Linked DNA regions of Homo sapiens: region 2 is linked to region 1. A link is an interaction called in ENCODE POLR2A ChIA-PET data of the cell type or tissue named here. Cell type or tissue: GM12878. All regions are shown on one strand. Each heading gives the region's core, and the rest is flanking DNA. Links, peaks and the distances in the headings are about the cores only. Region 1 overlaps STK24 (serine/threonine kinase 24). Region 2 has its middle 19 kb from the start of STK24-AS1.

Region 1 (2,910 bases), core at 86-2,585:
AAAAAGAGTAAGACACCAATGTTTCTGTTCCCTTGTTTTGCCTTCCATGTCACAGATACAGTGACGATGCCCTAGTGAAAACCAGGACGCCATGAAAGAGAGGTCAGAACCTCTTGTCCCAATCTCACACTGCTTACCTCAAATGACCTGTCATGCTCTTTGAGGAATTCAAGAGCTCCCAAAACAGAGGTGGCTCAGGAGACCTGGGCCCTGCTGGCAAAGCTCAGGAGGGCAGCTCCAGCCACTAACACAAATTCTGTGGACCACCCACACCCTGGCTCTGGACTTGCCCATTGGCTTGTCTCTCATTTAGATAAAAGAAGACGGCACCTTCCTCCCATCCCTGGCGCAGAGCTGGGTGGATACCAGGATGTACAGAGAAAACTGGCACAGCAATGGAAAAACAACAGGGTACAGCGTCCTGGGGACAGATGCTGTGAACTGTAACACTAACTCTCTAAAGGAATCTACCCTCAATTCACCAAGAAAGACCAAGTGGGACTGGCTGCACTCAGCAACTGAGCCACCAACTCACTTCAGGGAGTCCCAAGCCCACACCCCACTACACCTATTTTGGTACCAAGAGTGGTTCTAGAGGAACAAAGTCTTATGGATGCATTTTCTGAATTGGTTTTGGAGTTTCTGGAATTGGCTCTCTCATCTGATTGGATCTTAAGATGCTAATGATGTTGTGTCCAGTTAGCTGAGCACTGATGGTCTATTGTTTGAACTGTTGATAGAGATATGATAGACGTCTGCACTGGATACTCGAAAGACTTACAAGAAGGGTCTAAGTTAACTCTGTGTATGATCCCTTCCAACATCTTTGAAAAACTGAGAATATGATGTTGGTTGGTTGCTCCTAATGTCACTGGACAAAGTGGTGAAAGACTAGGATGAACTAAGGAATTCAAATGCTCAGCTCAAGCACTGCATCAAATCATCTAAGAGCAGCTAGGTGTGGCTGGAGGGAAAGTCTCTCCTCCTACAGTCACTGGGCTGAGATTGCTGAAAAGCAAAGCCAGGACCTCATCCTGTGATTGGTTGAATGACAAGTTACAAGTTGACCTCCCAGACTCATGGGGTGTCTGCTGGTAAAATGAGGGCATTGGTTGGGAAAGAATGGGATCCTGTAACTTGGGATGAGCCCCTAAATTCTGGTGAGTCTTCTCTGCAAGTGAAAGAGTGGTGTGTGAGGACCTCTAGGGCTGGACCTGGCTGCCCAAGGCCTGGAACTGAACACCTGGCTATCAGGTTAGATGGACATGAGAGAATGGTTTCTTTGTCCCTCCTCCCCTGCCGTCTCCCCACTGTACACCCTGCACAAGAATCCAGGAGGCATTACCTGCCCATGTCCTCCTGTCTGCAGACCCATGGCAGACACAGCAGGAGCCAGTGGGACAGAAAGGGAAGGGAAAACAGGACAGAGCCAGGCTGAGGCATCCCAGACCGCCACTGGGGAAAAATGTTCTGGTAACTCTGTCTCCAGATTTTCTGTCTCCAAGAAACCATTCATGATTCCATCCTCAACGGTTCCTTTGAAAACAGCTTCAGGCAGGCACGGTGGCTCATGCCTATAATCAGCACTTTGGGAGGCTGAAGCGGGTGGATCACTTGAGGTCAGGCGCTTGAGACCAGCCTGGCCAACATGGCGAATCCCTGTCTTTACTAAAAATACAAAAATTAGCCAGCATAGTGGTGCAATCCCAGCTACTCGGGAGGCTGGGGCAGCAGAATCACTTGAACCCAGGAGGCGGACGTTGCAGGGAGCCGAGATTTTACCACTGCACTCCAACCTGGGCAACAAAGCAAGACTCTATCTCAAAAAAAAAAACCAGCTTCAAGTAAGGGCCTAATGTTCTCCACACATTCACACTTGCAAGGCATGAACACATTTCCCAGACGCACGGCAGAGGGAATCCCGCACCTTGGGAATTTAAATCAGGTCAGTCGGGTGGGGATGCGGCACCTGCATTTTCACACCCTCCTGGTGTGTTCCCACTTGGAGTGATTGCGTATGGAAAGAAGCACCCTCTCATCAATCCCTTGGAAAAGGTAACTTCTGACTAATTCACTGAGTCCTGGCTCATCAGCTGAAAGAACTCACTGATGGGGCAGGTGGAATGTCATGTTTCCATGGGGCATTTCAGGGGTGGGGTGCGTCATCGCTTCCCTGTGTGGATCTGAGAAGGAGAGGGGGCAGGCCAGGTGCAGAGACTGGAAACCCAGGCTTGGACTAGAAGAGTGTTCCAAGAGTAAGCAGGGAGCAGTGATCAGTAGCCGAGGTAAGGAAGGACCAGCGGAAGCACTGGAAGCCCTGATCAGCAAAGACAAGGTCTTGCTGCCCAAAGCTGAGGGCAGAGGTCACTAGCCTGCCCACAGCTGCATTCCACACTCCCAACGGTGACTGACTTCTTAACTGAAAGGACTAAATGCAGGAGCGTGAGCCATACCCACCTGAGGCAGAGAACACGAAAAATTGAGACAAAAAGATTTCAGGATAACACAGTGTTAATCAGAACCCTTTAATCCCCTCAATCTCTCAATCTGTTGCTGAAGATTTTAACCTACTGCAGGGTTCAGCTCCTGTGATGTGCGTGCTAGTGTTACTTTGTGTTTCCTAAGGAACAGGACATTCACAAATACCTTGCAGCTTCTTTTCTCTCAAATCCCACTGCATCACTCAGAGAGCTATTTACTGGAAAACAAAACCATTTAAAACATTAATATGCTATTTCAGGAATTGCCTTTTATTTAATGCTTCATGGTCCTTTGTCACTTCATCTAGTTTTAAAAACAAACATTTTAAGAAATGCATTTCAACCACAGCAAATGAGCAGGAGGCCCACAGAAAGCTATTACTGACTGCACTTAGCATCTCTGGACTTAGTTCTTCACCACGTTTCCTAA
Region 2 (2,910 bases), core at 194-2,693, 98 kb after region 1:
CTGTCTAAAAAAAAAAGGAAAGAAGCAGTGTTATTTGCCCAACTTCCTATGTCCCGATTTGGTCACTACTCATTCCTAATGTGACCTTTATGTTGAAATCCTCTTCTGTAGAAATTTTGCATTTTCAGATAGCAGACCAAATGTAATCCTTACAGACTAGTAAGTCATAAGCCACTTAACAAAAGACTGTAAGTGCAACTATATTTAGAAAAATGTGATTTTCTCAATAAAGAATCTTAAAAGTTATGATGTTTGTAATAAATGATATACTATGTCTCATCTGATGATGATTTTTCTTAGGTGGAATTGTTTGTTGAGTCTCAGAACTAGCTGCACATAACCTTACTCTAGTGGTAAAGTGAACATCTGAACAAAGAACCCAATTTCTGAGACTTTACTTTCTCCTCTAGAGAATAATGAACTGGGGACACATAAAATAACCGAAAAATGACTATGTGGAGTAAATGTCACTTCTGGGGTCAAAAGCACTTTCACATCTGTATAGCTTATGCGTTGGGGCAAAGAGGCTGGAGTTGTATGCTTAGGTGACAGTGGTCAGGCAGGAATGGTGGAGGGCTGAGGGGATGATAGGACATTCTCCTATAATAATCAACACAACTCTTGTGAACCTGCTGTGTACCAGGTCCCATAGCCTAGAGAACCTTCTTTTCAATAGCTTAGACTAAGCTCTATTTCTCTTTGTACTTTTCTTGCATGTTCACCCAACAAATCTCCAACACTAGATGGACCAAACGTTCACCTGTTGCATCCTGCCCTTGGGCAGCTGAGTAGCTAGCGTAAATCTCTCTGTACAGCCTGCTGGCTATAGGCTTCAGGTCACTAGTCTGTCTGTCTGTCTGTCTGTCTGTCTGTCTGTCTGTCTGTCTCCCTATCTCTCTTTAGAGATGGGGTCTTGCTATGTTGCCCAGGCTGGTCTCAAACACTTGGCCTCAAGCTATCCACCCCCCTTGGCCTTCCACAGTCCTGGGATTATAGGCATGAGCAGCCACACCCGGCCAGGGTCACCAGTCTCAAATGGGCCCTAACTCTGCCTGCAGACACCTCTGCTGCTCTAGGTGGTCATTCTTCCTGTGCCCTTTACCACCCAGCACTCCCACTTCCATCCATCTCTCTTAGCCATGACCTTCACTCCTGCTTTCCCAAGAACAGAATCCATCAGAAGAGAGATGGTTCTGAATCTCACCACCACGTCTGTAAACCTATTGACATTGGTCCAAATCCTCTCTTGTTGTTATAAAGGGGATGTGCCCTTTCTCACATCTGAGTCCACTTCCTCCACCGCCCCCTTCTCAGTGACCTCATGCTATCTCTGGTTCCCTATCACTTCTGTATCTTAAGTTTCTCATTTTGACTCAGTCTTTCCAATCAGCATTTAAACATGCTCATGCCTCTTCCATTTTAAAAGAAACAAAAACAGGCCAGGTGTGGTGGCTCAGCCTGTAATCCCAACACTTTGGGAGGATGAGGTGGGTGGATCACAAGGTCAGGAGTTCAAGACCAGCCCGGCCAAGATGGCGAAATCCCATCTCTACTAAAAATACAAAAATTAGCTGGGCCTGGTGGCGGGCGCCTGTAATCCCAGCTACTCGGGAGGCTGAGGAAGAGAATTGCTTGAACCCAGGAGGTGGAGGTTGCAGTGAGCTGAGATCGCGCCACTGCACTCCAGCCTGGGCGACAGAGCGAGACTCCATCTCAAAAAAGAGAAAAAAGAAAAACAACCTTCCTTCCACCTCACATACCTCTCCAGCTACCATTGCAGTACCTCTTTCCCTCCACGGACAAACTTCTTGGAAGTGTGTTCCATTCCTTTACCTTATCCTCCCTTCTCAGACCCCTCCAACCTGGTGCACACCCCCACCAGTCCTCAGAAACCATGTAGCCATATTCAATTCACCATAACCTAGGCAGATATAGTTCATGGGCAATTTGCAGCCCTCTGTCTTTTCACCATGGCACCTGACATAGTTGGCTATGCTGGCTTCTGGAAGCAATCTCTTCCATTGACATTTGTATTATAATGTTCTTCTGGTTGCCTCTGACCTTTGAGGTTTCTCCTTCTTAGTATCCCCAGTGGGCTTAATAAGTATTACCCATCCTTTATTGTATTGTATTGTATTTTTTTATTTTTTTTATTTTTTGAGATGGAGTCTCGCTCTGTCGCCCAGGCTGGAGTGCAGTGGCGCAATCTCGGCTCACTGCAAGCTCCACCTCCTGGGTTCACGCCATTCTCCTGCCTCAGCCTCCCAAGTAGCTGGGACTACAGGCACCCGCCACCATGCCTGGCTAATTTTTGTATTTTTAGTACAGACGGGGTTTCAATGTGTTATCCAGGATGGTCTCGATGTCCTGACCTTGTGATCTGCCCGCCTCGGCCTTGCAAAGTGCTGGGATTACAGGCGTAAGCCACCACGCCCGGCTATTTTATTTTATTTTATGTTATTTTAATTTATTTTTTGAGACAGAGTCTCACCTGTCACCCAGGCTAGAGTGTGGTAGCACTAGCTCGGCTCACAGCAACCTCTGCCTCCCGGCTTCAAGCAATTCTCCTGCCTCAGCCTCCCAAGTAGCTGGGTCTACAGGCGTGCACCACCACACCCAGCTAATTTTTCATATTTTTAGTAGAGACGGGGGTTTCACCACGTTGGCCAGGCTGGTCTCAAACTCTTGACCTCAAGTTATCTTCCTGCTTCAGCTTCCCAAAGTGCTGGGATTACAGGCGTGAGCCATCACGTCCAGTCTTACCCATCCTTTAAATACTAGAAGCCCTAAAGGGCCAGTTCCAGGCTCTCTCATCCTCTCGCTCCTCTTTACTCCCTTGGGTCTACTATACCATTTGCTTTACCTAATGATTTCCAGTGCACATCTCTAGCCTTCTCTCCTGAGCTCAAG

The links. ChIA-PET counts read pairs that join two places held together with the same protein. Peaks named below come from ENCODE experiments on the same cell type or tissue, not always from the same donor. Only the 100,000 strongest peaks of a DNase experiment are listed, where the experiment ranks them.
Region 2: POLR2A ChIA-PET joins it to region 1 with 5 read pairs; 7 of 35 experiments call an interaction of 5 or more read pairs at or near these places.

The regions. Positions count from the first base shown.
Region 1 is chr13:98,497,415-98,500,324 of GRCh38, forward strand. All of the region lies in intron 2 of STK24 (serine/threonine kinase 24), which reads right to left. Among named protein-coding and RNA genes, the nearest start is that of FARP1-AS1, 63 kb to the left of the region's middle. In GM12878, for the core only: no CTCF peak of the experiment used is centred there; no DNase peak of the experiment used is centred there.
Region 2 is chr13:98,595,272-98,598,181 of GRCh38, forward strand. No RefSeq gene overlaps it. Among named protein-coding and RNA genes, the nearest start is that of STK24-AS1, 19 kb to the left of the region's middle. RefSeq lists an enhancer at 1,529-1,578. In GM12878, for the core only: no CTCF peak of the experiment used is centred there; a DNase peak (open chromatin) is centred at 1,360.